Linked DNA regions of Homo sapiens: region 1 is linked to region 2. The links are chromatin loops, found by intact Hi-C in ENCODE. Cell type or tissue: transverse colon. All regions are shown on one strand. Each heading gives the region's core, and the rest is flanking DNA. Links, peaks and the distances in the headings are about the cores only.

Evidence for each region. Peaks named below come from ENCODE experiments on the same cell type or tissue, not always from the same donor. Only the 100,000 strongest peaks of a DNase experiment are listed, where the experiment ranks them.
Region 1: a loop joins it to region 2, with 20 times the contacts of the local background. A loop is called at or near these places in 2 of 110 quality-filtered maps.

What each region holds. Positions count from the first base shown.
Region 1 is chr2:100,415,759-100,424,094 of GRCh38, reverse strand. CHST10 (carbohydrate sulfotransferase 10) reads left to right here and starts at 6,427. Exons shown (of 7, transcript NM_004854.5): 1 at 6,427-6,721. RefSeq lists silencers at 6,322-6,771, 6,782-6,931. In transverse colon, for the core only: a CTCF peak has its summit at 1,591; no DNase peak of the experiment used is centred there; H3K4me3 peaks cover 1,946 bases; H3K27ac peaks cover 1,283 bases; H3K27me3 peaks cover 2,670 bases.
Region 2 is chr2:100,360,472-100,368,769 of GRCh38, reverse strand. No RefSeq gene overlaps it. Among named protein-coding and RNA genes, the nearest start is that of LONRF2, 42 kb to the right of the region's middle. In transverse colon, for the core only: no CTCF peak of the experiment used is centred there; no DNase peak of the experiment used is centred there.

The DNA.
Region 1 (8,336 bases), core at 319-8,318, 55 kb before region 2:
TCCTTGAGAAGAATGTATATCCTACTGTTACTGGGTGGAGTGTTCTATAGATGTTTATTAGATCTGATTTTTATAGATGAGAAAAATGAGATCCAGATGGGAGTAATGGATTAATTCAATGTCACATACCAAGCTGGCCAGGGGTCACATGAATTCCTGGGGTGAATCATGTGAAACTGCCACTTGAACATCAAAAACTGTTAAAAACCAACAAATTCTTATAGTTCAACATCATAGAACACAAGCCTCCTGACTTTCTGTCCAGTGTTTTCATCACTGAACTGGTATCCTGTATTAGGGCAGGCTGTGCTGTGTAAATCATATGTCCTGAATTATCCTTGGCTTAAAACAATAGGTATCAACTACTTGCTCATCACATTCCATGAGGATAATGCAACTTTCCTCCAGATGGTGATGTAGGGATCACAGCTGCTTTCATCTTGTGCGTCCACCTTCTAGAACACATGGCACATATCAGAGGAAGAAAACTTCAGGATCATAGGTATGTTCTTAAGGGTGAGCCCTAGGGGTGGCTTAGATCACATCTATGCACATCTCACTGGCCAGAACCCAGTCATGCAGCCCAAACAAACTCTGTGGAGTCACCTTACTTACAGCATAATTTTGTATCCTTAGCCAATTCCACTGGGAATGTAGTCTAACTTGACAGTGGGAGGTGTCTGTGATCTCACCTCAAGAATTCAGCACTTTTTAAAATTTTCTTATTTTGGTAAGTGTTAAAATATATTTTCAGGAATTCAAAATGTAGGGCTTGGCAGGGCATGGTGGCTCACTCCTGTAATCTCAGCACTTTGGGAGGCCGAGGCAGGAGGATGGTTGGAGGCCAGGAGTTCAAGGTCAGCCCAGGCAGCATAGCAAAACATCATCTCTAGTGAAAATAAAAATTAAACGTAGGTATTGAAGATGTCTCTTGGGCTTAAAATATGAAATAATTCCTCTTGTCTAATTTTTTCAAATGTGCAGCCCTATTATGTTTTGGATAATTTAGAAGTTCTTAACAAGGCAAAACAGCTCCCCATTAAGACTGTAATAAACACACCAAAGGTTTCCAAGGGCTAGAGTATGGAATCCAGCTTGTTTCATTCAGCCATCTCCTACTTAAAAACAAAAAGTCTTTGAACTGCATTGCCATCTATAAATAGGAAAGGGAAATCAACTTCTGTAGGTTTGTAATCCCTGCCTCCAACTCTACGTCTACTGAAAAGGGCCCTCTGGCTGAACATTTCTCAGTTATGGTACAACACAGAGATGCCTGGCTGCGGTCCCTACAGTTCTACAACTTTACCCTGGACAGAGTCTCATTTCAACTCTGGTAAGCTTCTCATATACCCACCAAGTGAGCCAAATGGAAATTTTCAGTGTGCTCAGAGAAAGGAACCGAGATATGTACTCTCTGCAATTTTCTATTACATTTACTGCCAAGAGTGGCCAAGAAGTCATTTCCAAACCCACTTCTTAAAGGAACCCCAAGAAAGCCTGAGTGACTGGTAGCCACTGTGTATACTGAGAGGAGAGTTCAGGACTAGGAGGGCCAGGATTCTAGGAATTGTCCCCTCCTGTGGCTGACATGGAAACTGCAGGAGCTTCTCTGTAGCACAGCTAGGAGCTGGGGAAGAGGCCGGAGGGAAAACAAAGTCAGATTCTAGCACCTAGCACTAAAGGACCCTGAGTTCATACAGGTTGAACCCAAAATGAAGAATAGGGGAGAAATTTATCAAATTGTCTTAGAATGCTGAGGGGAACTGGCAAATCCCTACCTGTGTAGGAGATGGTTCTCCACATGACCCCATCCCTGTAAGAGATATATTGGTTTTTCTAGATGCATCTGTTCTATTATTCCACTTTCAGGAAGGGCCTTGGTTTGGTTCAAAACAGAAATATTCACTTCATAGTGGGTGGGGTGGGAGTAGCGGGTTGTTAAAGAACCTGGTATATTTTCCTTTTACTATTAAGAATTTGGGTTTCTTTGAGAACAGAAGTTCTCAATCATTTTTTCCTGAGAACCCATTTACACTCTTAAAAATTATCAAGGAACCCAAAGAGCTTTTGTTAATCTGGATGATATCCATCTATACTTATAACATGAGAAATTAAAAACCTTTAGTAATCCATTTTAGAAAATGAATATTCCCATTATATGTTACTTTAAATAGCATACTTTAAGGAAAAACAGCTATGTTTTTCAAAACAAAAATATGGCATTGTTTACCCTTTTGCAAATCTCTTTAATGTCTGGCTTAATAGAAGACAGCTGGAATCATATACTTCTCTTCGCACTCAATCTGTTGCAATATATTGGTCAAAGAATATGAAGAAACTCCTTCCTCACACAGATAAGTAGAAAAAGGAAGAAATATTTAAATCTTTTCAGATAATTTGGGGGTATTTTGAGTTTCCACACCTAAACCCAACAAGTGGTAGCCGTCTAAAGGTTAGTACAATGTGGAATCCAAAACCCTATCAATAAATATTTTATATTTGGTGACATTAAAACTCATCACTTTGGCATGTTTTCCAACACCAACAACCATTTATCTGATTCTCCACACACCAGTTGGCTGTCCTACAATTCAACTTAATCCTGACACTAACTACCTGGAGTTACAGTCAGACTCCACAGGTTCAGGGCTCAGTCTCACAAGACTTCCCTCACTTCAGATGCCAGTTGCAAGAATTGGGTCCCCAGATTATCCCACTTCTTTCCAGCTTGGCTATAAATCAGGGGTTCCATGACTCCCTCCCTCCTGTTTGGTGATCTGATAGAATAGCTCACAGAATTTGGGAAGACAGTTTATGTCCTACTATGTCCAGTTTATGTCCTGTTATAAAGGATACAACTCAGGAACAGTCAGATGGCAGAGATGCATGGGGCAAGGTAAGTGGAAAGGGTGCAGAGCTTCCCTGCTCTCACTGGGCACACCACTCTCCCAGGACCTGAATGTGTTCACCAACCTGGAAACTCTCTGAACTCTGTGGTCTAGAGGTTTCCATGGAGGCTTTATCATGCAGACATGATCCATTATTAACTTAATCTCCAGCCCCTCTCATCTCTCCAGAGGACTGGGTATAGGGCAAAAAATTGGAGGCTTCCATACGAGGCCTGGTTTTTCCAGTGACCAGTCTCCATCTGAAAATATTTAGGGGCCCAGCAAGAGTTGCTTCATTAGAACAAAAGATACTCCTATCACCCAGGAAACTCCAAGGGATTTAAGTGCTTTATGTCAGTGTATTAGTCCATTCTCACACTGCTATGAAAAAATGCCCAAGACTGGGTAATTCATAAAGAAAAGAGGTTTAATTGACTCACAGTTCTACATGGCTGGGGAGGCCTCAGGAAACTTACAATCATTGTGGAAGGCACCTCTTCACAGGGCGGCAGTAGAGAGAATGAGTGCTGAGTGAAGGGGGAAGCCCTTTATAAAACTATCAGATCTTATGAGAACTCACTCACTATCAGGAGAACAGCAGCATGGGGGTAACTGCCCCCAGGATCCAATTACCTCCCACAGGGTCCCTCCCATGACACGTGGGGATGACAGAAACTACAACTGAGATTTAGGTGGGGACACAGCCAAACTGTATCAGTCAGGAACCAGGGTCAAAGGCCAAATACATATTTCTTATTACACTACAACTGGTTGATCACTATACAATATTTTTTTACAACTAGTTGTTAGTACTACTTCTGATCTCATCAGAAAAATCTTTAAATATTGGGAAGCTGTCAAACTTACAGTGATGGATACAGGTTTTGCAAAAGTCTGATTTTTCACTTGAAAGCTTGAATGTTATCACAGACAACAAACACTATCATTTGTTTTTCTTGAAGTGACAGGCCCATGTCATTCATTTTGGAGGAAATGTCTGCCAAATGCCCAAATCTGGGTAACTGCAGTTTGTCTGTCAGTTCTGCTTTCAAGTAAAACTGGCGTTCCATAAAAAAGAGCTGCAGCTTGTGCATTGCAGGCCATTGCACAATGGCACGGCCTTCAGCAACCATCATCCTTGGGATGCAGCAGGATTGTTTCTGTGCATTTCCCACCCTGTCATGAGGGACATGACTGCTTCACGGGGGACATTCTTCAGTGACACTTTGTGTTTGTTTTTACTGCAAGTGCATGGTGGTGAAGGATGCAGTTACTACTGATTTGGTGTTGTCCCACTGCTGGGATTTGTGCTTACTTTTGCACAATCAGAGCAAATGTCTACATTGTAAAGAGGACAAATAATGTCCCAGTTCAACTATGAAAACAGTTTTGTCATTGCAGATCCTCTGAAAGGATCTTGGAGACTCCTAAAGATCCACTTTTTGGAGATCACTCTTTGCGAACTGCTATTTTAGAAACAATCCTCCTGCTACAAAGACTAAATATTTGGCTCACACGTGTAATCCCAGCACTTTGGGAGGCTGAGGCGGGTGGATAACTTGAGGTCAGGAGTTTGAGACCAGCCTGGCTAACATGGTGAAACCCCGTCTCTACTAAAAATACAAAAATTAGCCGGGTGTGGTGGCACGCACCTGTAATTCCAGCTACTTGAGAGACTGAGACAGGAGAATCACTTGAACCCAGGAGGCAGAGGTTGCAGTGAGCTGGGATGGCACCACTGCACTCCAACCTGGGCGACAGAGCGAGATTCCGTCTCAAAAAAAAAAAAAAGACTAAATACTAATATTTTCCTAGACATTCATTTATAGGAAAAAAAGAGGAACTATTTTGAAAAACTCCAACAAAAAAAACCAAAAAACCTCAGTTACCTTAGTTGTCAATGTGTAAGCCTCTAGAACAAACTCCATCTTTTAAAGTTTTGAACAGTATCTTGGGAATGCAGTAATAACAGTGACAATAGTGTGTGTTTGTTGCAGTGTTTACTACTGCGGGATGACTGTGCTTTGTATTTTAAATGCATCCTCTACAATATTCTTTAGTACCACACTTTTTTTTTTTTTTTTGAAGGAGTTTCACTCTTGTTGCCCAGGCTGGAGTGCAGTGGCGAGATCTCGACTCACCGCAACCTCCGCCTCCTGGGTTCAAGCAATTCTCCTGCCTCAGTCTCCCGAGCAGCTGGGATTACAGGCACGTGCCCCCACTCCTGGCTAATTTTTTTTGTAGTTTTATTAGAGACAGGGTTTCTCCATGTTGGTCATGCTGGTCTCGAACTCCCGACCTCAGGTGATCCACCTACCTCCGCCTCTCAAAATGTTGGGATTACAGGCGTGAGCCACCACGCCCGGCCTAGTACCACATTCTGTAGATGAGAAGACTGGGACACAGAGAGATGAGAGTGTGACAAGGTCAACAGTCATATGCAGTGACTAAGGCTCTGAATCCACGTGGTCTGATTCCCAGAGCCTTGATCCTTAAATCCTGCATAATATGCTGCATCACATCCAAGCTTCACATTTACTTACTTCTTTTCTGCCGTGCACGTGTATCGATTCAAATCCTCAAAGGGAAACCCAATGTCTCATCTCAACCACAGGGCCCCAAAAAAGGGCTCAGTAAACGTCTTCTGCATGAGGGACAGAACCTTTAAACCATGATTAGTAATGGGGCTAGAAGTGAAATACTCAAACAGCCAGCTCCCTCAATATTATTAACTCATTAAGGAGGGAACCAATAAAAAAGAAAAAAAACAAAAACAAAAACGCTTGTTCCTTGAAAGCTTTGAAAAATTGTGTGTGTGTGTGTGTGTGTGTGTATACATACACGTATCTATTTTACTTGTTTGCTAAATAGACACAGATATAGTCGGGTAGTTAACAAACATGTAGGTTGTATAAAAATAAAACTAGTTTATCTTCTTTGGGGCAATAAAATCCCAATACCTTTGAGGTTGACTCAGGCCTTATCCATTTCTGCAGGTTAAGAAGTTACAATTCTTCAGGTCTGTAAACTGGTCAGGCCGTTATCATTGTCCTTCGTTAATCCACTGTACCTAGACAACAGTTACATCCCCAACCCGGACAGCCAAGGGGGTTCTTTAAAGAATAGAACGTCCCCCTTTTACTAAGTAGGCTTATTAGAAAATGCTAGAAGTTACCCTTAACGCAAGCAAGTGGCCTTTTTCCAAGTTGGGGATTTAAGAAATTTACTTATCTATTTTTTGTATTTTTCCAAGGTGGTTTTGTGTGTGTGTGTGACTTTGTTGTTGTTTTGGTTTGGTTTTTTGCCTTTTTCCAAGTTTGGGATTTTTTTTCTTTCTCAAAAAGCGAACCTGTTTTCTGGATGGAGGCCCAGCGGGACTTGTTCCGGCCGCAGGTCTCGGTCAGAAAGAACGCTTTTGCAGCGGCAGAAAGGGAGACTCGGGATCCGGGCCTGGGGTCCCGCGGCCGCGCCCCTCCCCACTCCCCGCGACCCGCTGGAACGCGCACGGCCGGGGACGGCGGCGGGGACGCGCGCGGGCAGGCGGCGCGCACGGCCGGATAGGCGCGAGGGGGCCGCGTGAGGCGGTGCCGGCGTTCTGGCCCCCAAAGCCGGTCTAGCGCGCCGGGCGTCTTCCTTACTTCCGCTGCCGCCGCCGCCACATCCCGGGACCCGACGGGCCGCGGCGCGGAGGCCTCGGGGCAAGGTGGGGCGGGCCTCCCGAGCTCCCAGGACCCCGCGCGCTTCGCCCACAGGCCCGGCGAAGCCCGACCCGCGCGGCGCCCCCAGGGCCAGGGGAGGAGCCTAAGGACCCGGACGAGCGCCGCTCCAGTAGGGTGAGCTCGGGGACGCGCAGGCGGGTGGGTTTCAGCGCCTGGGCCCCTCTCCCCGCCGCGGGGCGCACGGAAAAACCGGGGAACCCGCGGGTTTTGTCCTGGCGAGCCACATCCCGGTGTGTTTTGGCGACTTGAAGACCTCCCTAGTTCGCGGGAGTAGCGGGAAGAGCCTTCCTCGCGTTAATTATGCAATAAGAAGGCGTCCTTGTGCGGGATGCTGTGACCCGCGGAATTATTGATATTGTGCGAGCCTACAATTTACTTCTTTCATCCTTGGCTGAGAATTTGCGTTTGTAATTGTAGATGGAGAGAGGAAGAAAGGGTTCAGCTTGGGTCCAAGGAGCATGCAGAGGAAGGCAGGGAAGAAGGAGCATGTGCAGCTTCGGTGCGAGGGGAGTCAGGGGTGGGAATGCACGTTCCCTGCCTGAGGGGCCCCGGGGTGCCCTGAGCCTCTGATCTTCGCTGTCAGGAGGCCTGTCCGAAGTTGGAGGTTGAGGCATGCAGTTCTGCACTTCTGGCTGGGAAGGTGAACCAGGTTTTCCAAAATGTCATTTTTGCTTTCCAAGTCTGCAAGGCAGGAAAGGGTTGGGCAGTGAATGGAAAGTAGTGCAGCCAGGTTCTGGTTAGCTCAGCGGCAGGACTGTCATAACGGTGGGTTTTTGTTGTTGTTGTTGTTGTTGTTGTTTTGTCTGAAAACCAGAGTCTGGGGCTTTGGGCCATGAGGAGTTGGGTTATTGCATTGCTTAGAGTGCCAGAGTGAGAAATGTCTCAGACGCTGTTAAAATTAGGCAGCTCAGTTTAGCTCTGGCTCTCTGATAACCAACCACCTCCTCCTTCACTCTTTTCAGTGACTGGGTTAAAATGAAAAGACACAAAGAGAGAAGTGGTCTTTTCCCTTCCCTCCCCATTATAATTAAGAGCTTAGTCCATCTTGGCTCAGAATTGGAATTCAGAATTCAGAATTGCTCTTGACCCTGAAGAATAGAATCTCAAAGAAATACCTGAGCAGAAAATTCTCTTCTTCGCTGAAATGAAAATTGGAGTGTTTGCAAAACTGAACAAAGAAAGGAAAGAATTTGTAAACATCACAGGCAACTTGCAGTTATATTCGGATCATTTTTCAGTGTTTGAGGAGTTCATACAATAAAAAGGTGAGAGAGAGCCAGGAATAGAAACAGGGGAGAGAGGTGGTTGCAGGACCTTAGAGATTGCAGAAACCCAGGAGTTCATTTTCTTTTCATACACTTCTGGATAACCTGGATGTGAGGACCATCAAATGCCGTACATGATGTTTCTAACAATGATGGACCACATATACAACAGTGGTCCCATAAGACTATACTACCTTATTTTTACTCTACCTTTTCTAATTTTAGATACACAAATACTTACCATTGTATTACAGATGCTTACAGTATTCAGTACAGTAACAGCAGTACAAGTTAGTAGCCCGGGAGCAATAGATGATTCCATATAGCCTAGGTGTGTGGTCAGCTGTACCATATAGCCTAGGTGTGTGGTTAGCTGTACTATCTAGGTTTATGTAAGAACGCTCTGATGTTTGCAGAAGAACATCGCCTAACGATACATTTCTCAGAAGGTATCCCTATTGTTA
Region 2 (8,298 bases), core at 1-8,000:
TCTTTTTTCTTGACTATACCCAGGTGTTAAGCTTCAGTAATTGCCAGTTGATTTCTTTATTGTTTTCAACAAAGCCTGGGGCATATATTGCTTCACAGGCTAATCCAATCAACCTGGGGGTCTTTTGGAAGGATAGTTCCCTCTGCATATGTTTGAGATTTTTTTTTTCTGACTCCAGAAAGTTTCTTCTAAGCTGTCTCTTTGTGTTTTTTTGTTTGTTTTTTGTTTTTTCTGGAAAATAGCTAGCTTGCAGTTTAGCCTATATCTCCAATGAATCTATTAATCTCCTCCCAACTGCCTGTCACTACACCTTGCACTGTTTGAGCTTCTCCACATTCTTGCAACTGCAGCCAGTTGCTTTTTTATTGGATTTGGAACTCTGTTGTACAGCTTGCTTATCTCCCTGGGCAAAATCTATGAGCCACTGTTCTTGTCCTGGGGGTAGGGACAATGGCAAGCTTCTGAGTGACATCCCTGCTTTAAGAGCTGAGCACTCACTGGATGGAGGGAAGCAGCACCGGGTCTCCTCAGCTTGCCACACAAGCCAGGGCAAAGGCAATTGTTACCCCAGGATTCTCAGTATCCTTCTGCACAGGGAGAGCCTTCATCCCATGAGTGTGAGCTGGCCAAAGGAAGGGAGCCAACCTCTCTCTGTTGCACTAACCTGGAGCTTGGCCACAGCAACAAATATCTGGGGGAAGGATGAGAAATCTCATGCCCTGCCCCTCCTGGAAAGATAGCCCTCTGACTAGCAGTTTGCATGGGAGAGAGGAAAAAAGAGTCCCTGAGTTCTTGGCTGTACTAGTCTGGAGTTGAGTTTCCATCTAGCTGAGCTGGGAGCAGGAAGACAGTGCAGGTCTTGTTTTAAATACCACAGACTCTTGCAGTTCTTACTGAGTTTTAGTAAATTTTTTAAAATTTGAACTGTAAAAAAATTTTTAAAAATTTATTGTGTATCTCTAGAAATATTTTCATAAAACTTTAAATGATTGTGTATTTTGTGCATGTGTGTTATTGTTTTGTTTTCTAATTTAAATACACAAACGTAAAAATCAAGTGTGTTTCTTTAGGTTTACTTGATAGAGATTTCTGTATATTGTATATTTCAGAGGATTATATAACTGTACATGAAAACATAGAACTTCACAGGTTTTGTTACTTGAAGTAGAAGAAACGTTCACAGGAAGTTTAAAACAAACAAACAAAACAAATCCTGTGACCTTCAGAGCCCTAAACAATTATTGAAAGGCAAACTAGGGAACAATGGCTGGTATCGCTTAACTAGGCCCACATTTTAGCAACATTCAGGCCCCTCCCATAATCCTAATCTTGTGGTCTTTCATAGGTCTTACAAAAGTGACTTCAGTCCTGAGCAAGGAGGGGGATAGCAAGGAAGGGACTGTTACCATCTTTGTTTTAAAGCTAACAAAGGCAGTTAGCTTGTGAGGTTTAGAAACAAGATGTTATCAGTTAGGTTAGATTTCTAATTTTTGCAAAGGCAGTTTCAGTTCAGTGTTCTAAGATTCACCCATTTTTTTTGAATTAATGTGTCCTGAATTGTTGCAACCCTTTGGTTAATTTGCAGAGCTCTAAAAACATTGATTCTGACAATTCTTTTTGCCAGTTTTTTTTAATTGCTTTTATGAAGGAGATAATTTTCAAAGGTCCTTACTGTGATATTTTCTGTGATATCACCCTTTTATTGTTTAATGACTGCAGAATTGTAGTAATAGACCTTATTTCATTCCTTATATTGATGATTTGTATCTTCTATATTTTTATTGTTATCAGTCTTGCTAAAGTTTTATTAATATTAATTTTTTTCAAAGCTTTTTGTTTCATTGATTTTCTCTATTAGTGTCTTATTTTCAATTTTATTTTTCTCTCATCTTTATTTTTGTCTTTTTTCTTTGGAATATTTTTGCTCTTCTTCTACTTGATCAGATATTAATATAGCCTACTTTTTAAAAAACTTTTTTTTTTTGAGATGGAGTCTGACTCTGTCACCCAGGCTGGAGTACACTGGCGCAACCTCAGCTCCCTGCAACCTCCGCCTCCCTGCAACCTCTGCCTTCCAGGTTCAAGAGACTCTCCTGCCTCAGCCTCCCAAATAGCTGGGGTTACAGGTGTCCACCATGATGCCTGGCTAATTTTTGTGTTTTTAGTAGAGACAGGGTTTCACCATGTTGGTCAGGCTGGTCTCAATCTCCTGAGCTCAGGCGATCCACTTGTCTCAGCCTCCCAAAGTGCTGGGATTACAGGTGTGAGCCACCATGCCTGGCCTTAGATGTTGGCTGGGCGTGGTGGTGGGCGCCTGAAGTCCCAGCTACTTGGAAGGCTGAGGCAGGAGAATGGCATGAACCCGAGAGGCGGAGCTTGCAGTGAGCAGAGATCACTACAGCCAGGGTGACAGAGCGAGACTCCGTCTCAAAAAATAAATAAATAAATAAATAAATAAATAAATAAATGCACTTTAATAATTTTAACTTAATGTCAGGAATGAAATAGATATCACAATAAATTTAAATTTTTAACAATTTTAGCTATTAGACTTTTAATTTTAAAATTCATGTTTGCATGGTATATCTTTCTGTATCATTTTTTTTATGTATTTATTTTTTTGAGATGGAATCTCGCTCTGTTGCCCAGGCTGGAGTGCAGTGGCATGGTCTCAGCTCACTGCAACTTCCACCTCCGGGTTTGAAGTGATTCTTCTGCCTCAGCCAACCTGCCTAATGTCACTGAATTTTAAACAGCAGATAATTAGTTTTTTTTAATACATATTTGGTTAGTTTCTGTGTTGTAGGAAGTCAGGGACCCCGAATGGAGGGACCGGTTTACCAGGACCCATGTCTGCCAGTAACCATAAAGTTGACTGTTTGGTCTCTTTTGCAACCCAAGAAGCTCAGGAGTTCCATAATCTCACTCATGTCAATGCTGCTGGATTAAAAGATAAATTTGCTCTTACCTGGAAACAGGCTAAGTTTATTGTTCACAGCTGCCTTCAGTGTCAAGTCTTTGTACTTCTAAACCAGGAACCTGGCGTTAATCCCAGAGGCCTAATTCCTAATGCTTTATGGCAAATGGTTGTGACTCATGTGAGCTCCTTTGGCAGACTGTCATATGTGCATGTTTCTGTAGACACCTTCTCAGGTTTTAACTGGGCTACTTGCCAAACAGGGGAAGGCACGGCCCATGTTACAAAACATCTGTATTCTTGCTTTGCAGTTATGGGGCTTTCATATCAAATTAAGACAGACAACGCCCCTGGATGTGTTAGTAAGGCTTTTGATTTATTTATGCAACAGTGGGGAATTTCCCATATTACTGGAATCCCTTACAATCCTCAGGGACAGGCTGTGGTGGAACGGGCCAATCACACTTTAAAAGCCCAATTGTCCAAATAGTCTGACCAACAAAAACATAATTTAACTACCCCCCACTCCCAATTACATTTGGCATTGTTTACTTTAAATTTTTTAAATGTCCCTAAGAATAATAATCTAACTGCAGCCAAACGCCATTATACAGGCAAAAAATTCTCCCTAAACGAAGGCAAGCCAGTGTTATGGAAAAACTCCCAAAGTAATACTTGGGAACCTGGCACAATTATAACGTGGGGAAGAGGATATGCTTGTATTTCACCAGGAGATCATCAATCCCCTGTCTGGGTACCCACCAGGAGACTCAAGCTTCGGGTGAATACTGACAATGAAAACCACAGGGAAAAGACGTCTGTGTCAGAGACCGCCCTCAGACGTGGTGAGATCTGTGCCGACTCCTCAGAAGCAGGCACACCAAATCACAATGGGTCTGATTCAACCCTCCCTAATGGCAATGGAGACCCATCTAACTAATCCCACTTCTCCTGATTACCTTTCTTTTTCTCCTTACAAACCTAAAAATCTCACTATTTCTATTAGCCTGAAAATAACATCCCTCTGTTCTCTTCCTCCTTCAGCACTGAATCTCGCTTACAGTAGGTTTTATTTAATGATTCTCCTCCTTATACTTTCTGTCTCACCAGTTTCCTCTCACACTGATTTACCTGCTACACATAATTATTCTTATGTGCCTTTTCCTCCACTTATTCGACCTCTTACCTGGATAGATGCTCCTGCAGAAATCTACACTAATAATAGTGTGTGGATGCCTGGAGCTATAGATGACCATTGCCCTGCTCAACCAGGAGAAGAAGGCACTGCATTTAATGTTACCATGGGTTATAAATATCCTCCTCTGTGCCTCGGACATGCACCTGATTGTATCCATCTAGAAACTCAAATCTGGGCTGCTTATCTTCCAGAGAGATCAGCTACAGAGGAACCGGGACATTTGGTCTCTGGCCTCTCCCTTTCTCCTTTAAAACAAATGAAAGGGGGAGTAATTGGAGATACCCCATACTTTCAATATAAACCTGCAGGAAAACCATGCCCTAAAAATTTTGAGGGCCCATCTAAAAGTTTAATTTGGGAAGACTGTGTTATCTCACATGCAGTAATATTAAAAAATGACTCATATGGTTTAGTAATAGACTGGACACCAAAGGCCTATTTAAAAAACAATTGCTCCTCTGGTGGAAGGGAATGCCTGGAGGCTACTTATTTTATTTCTTATTGGGAGAATGAGAATCATCATTCTACTTTGCATAGGAGGTTCAGCTCATTCTTTCCCTTAAAATGGGAAGATAAAGGCATTACCCCCCGACTGAGGCCTCGTATGATACTCCCCATTCTGAGCCCAGAACACCCAGAACTTTGAAAATTGGCTATTGCCATGTCTGGACTGTGAGTATGGGTAGGGGAAACTATTCTGTCTGTTGTCTCCACTACCGTCCCCCTCTCTCAGTATCAGCGTAGATCCAGACATTCTGCTTTACTTACCTCCAACCTGACTGTTCCCATACAGAGTTGTGTTAAGCCTCCTTACATGCTGTTAGCAAGAAATATCAAAATTTTGATGAACAATCAAACTATCCAATGCATTAATTGTCATTTATACACTTGTATTAACTCCCATTTTGACTCCAGAAAAAGTGTAATGTTGGTTCGAGCTCGAGAAGGAATCTGGATTCCAGTAACTTTGCCCAGAGCTTGGGAATCCTCCCCCTCAATACATTTAATTAATGAAGTGTTACAGCAAATTCTAAAAAGATCTAAGAGATTTGTTTTCACTTTAATCTCTGTGATCATGGGCCTAATTACAGTCACTGCAATGGCCACCACTGCCGGAATGGCGTTACATCACTCTATTCAAATGGCTCATTTTGTTAATGATTGGCAAGCCAATTCCACCTAAATGTGGAATTCTCAACAAGGCATTGATCAAAAATTGGCTAATCAAATTAATGATTTAAGACAGTCTGTTATTTGGCTTGGAGATAGGGTGGTGAGTCTCGAACATCGCGTGCAAATGCAGTGCGATTGGAATACTTCGGATTTCTGTATCACCCCGTATTCCTATAATGAGACTGATCCTTCATGGGAAATGGTCAAAGGACACCTTCTGGGTAGGGAAGATAATTTATCATTGGACATAACTGAATTAAAGAAACAAATTTTTGCAGCCTCTCAAGCTCACTTATCCATTGTGCCTGGAGCTGAGGCATTAGATCAGGCAGCAGAAAATCTTTCTGGACTAAACCCCACAACTTGGATTAAGTCTATTGGGGGCTCCACTGTAGTAAATTTTGGAATTATGTTTCTCTGTTTAATTGGCTTGTTTTTAGTGTGCCAGACCAGTCAAAGAATCTTGCATCAAAATCGAGAGAACGAACAAGCCTTCATCGCCATGGCACATTTATATAAAAAGAAAGGGAGAGATGTTGCAGGAAGTCAGGGACCCCAAAAGGAGGGGCCAGCTGAAGCCATGGCAGAAGAACATAAATTGTGAAGATTTCATGGACATTTATCACTTCCCCAATCAATACTCTTGTGGTTTCCTATGCCAGTCTTTAATCTCTTAATCCCGTCATCTTCGTAAACTGAGGATGAATGTCGCCTCAGGACCCTGTGATGATTGCGTTAACTGCACAAATTGTTTAAACAATTTGAAATCTGGGCACCTTGAAAAAAGAACAGGATAACAGCGATGTTCAGGGAACAAGGGAGATAACCATTAGGTCTGGCTGCCTGTGGGCTGGGCAAAACAGAGCCATATTTCTCTTCTTTCAAAAGCAAATAGAAGAAATATTGCTGAATTATTTTTCTTAGCAAGGAACATCCCTGAGGAGAATGCGTTCCTAGAGGGAGGTCTCTAAAATGGCTGCTCTGGGAACGCCTGTCTTTTACAGTTGTAGATAAGGGATGAAATAAGCCCCAGTCTCCCGTAGCACTCCCAGGCCTATTAGGACGAGGAAATTCCCGCCTAATAAATTTTGGTCAGACTGGTTGTCTGCTCTCAAACCCTGTCTCCTGATAAAATGTTATCAATGACAATGCATGCCCAAAACTTCATTAGCAATTTTAATTTCACCCCGCTCCTGTGATCTCGCCCTGCCTCCATTTGCCTTGGGATATTTTATTACCTTGTGAAGCAGGTGATCTCTGTGACCCACACCCTATTTGTACACTCCCTCCCCTTTTGAAAATCACTAATAATAACTTGCTGGTTTTGCAGCTTGAGGGGCATCACGGAACCTGCCGATATGTGATGTCTCCCCTGAACACCCAGCTTTAAAATTTCTCTTTTGTACTCTTTCCCTTTATTTCTCAGATTGGCCGACACTTAGGGAAAATAGAAAAGGACCCACGTTGAATATCGGGGGGCTGGTTTCCCCAATATCTCTGTCTTTTGGTTTACTTAGACCATTTACATTTGAGGTAATTATTATTATTATTATTATTATTATTGAGACGGATCTCACTCTGTTGCCCAGGCTGTAGTACGGTGGCATGATCTTGGCTCACTGCAACCTCCACCTCCCAGGTTTAAGCAATTCTCTTGCCTTGGCCTCTGGAGTAGCTGGGACTACAGGCACGTGACACCACACCCAACTAATTTTTTGTATTTTTAGTAGAGATGGGATTTCACCAAGTTGGCCAGGCTGGTCTCGAACTCCTGACCTCAGGTGATCTGCCCACTTTGGCCTCCCAAAGTGTGCTGAGATTACAGGCATGAGCCACCATGCCTGGCCTTCATTTGAGGTAATTATTCATATGTTTGTGCTTATGTCTACCACTTTATTTATTTTTTTCAGTTTCCTATGTTTCTTGCTCAGTTTTCCTTTTCTGGTCTTCCTGTGGATTACTTGAATTTTTTTAAAGAAATTTGTCTTGATTTGTTTATAATGTTTTTGAGTGTTTCTATTTGTATAACTTTTGTATATGTGAAATTTTTCACCATTTACTGTTAGCAACATGTTGTTGATATAGGAGTTAAAAAGAAATTATTGGCTGGGCACAGTGGCTCACCCCTGTAATCCCAGTACTTTGGGAGGCCGAGATGGGTGGATCACGAGGTCAGGAGATCGAGACCATCCTGGCCAACATGGTGAAACCCTGTCTCTACTAAAAATACAAAAATTAGTTGGGTGCGGTGGCACATGCCTGTAATCTTAGCTACTCGGGAGGCTGAGGCAGGAGAATCGCTTGAACCCAGGAGGCCAAGATTGCAGTGAGCCAACATCAGGCCACTGCACTCCAGCCTGGTGACAGAGCGAGATTCCATCTCAAAAAAGAAAAAGAAAAAAAGAAATTATTTAGGCAGGTAGTAAGGGTAAGGAAGTCCTCGGTAAGGTTTTCCTTTTAATGAAAAGCAGCCCCCAAATCATTGCTTTTCTAACAAAGGGCAGTCTGTAAAATTGAGCTGCAGACACAGATAAGCAAGCTGGAAGCTTGCATGGGTGAATATCAGCAGTTGTGCCAATAGGAAAAGGCTACCCGGGGGCCACACATGTTTAACATGGCAACTCCATCGGCCCTTTTCCTTGCTCACAGTAAGGAGCAGACAACATGGCGCCAGCCAAGTAGGAAATGCATTTGCATAATAAGATTAGGGTGGGGTGGCCAGCTTCTTCATGTGCTACATAAACGTCACACCTGGTCCAACCAATCTTTGCCCCCTATGTAAATCAAACACCATCTCCTCAAGCCAGTCTGTATAACCCCATGCACTTCACCACAAAACCAAAGACCTGTAGGGCACCTTTCTCTCTCTGCAGGAGAGACAACTATTCTCTTTTCTCTTTCTTTTGTGTATTAAACCTCCGCTCTTAACCTCACTCCACATGTGTCCATGTCCTTGATTTCCTTGGCGTGAGGCAACGAACTCCAGGTATTACCCCAGATGAACGACACT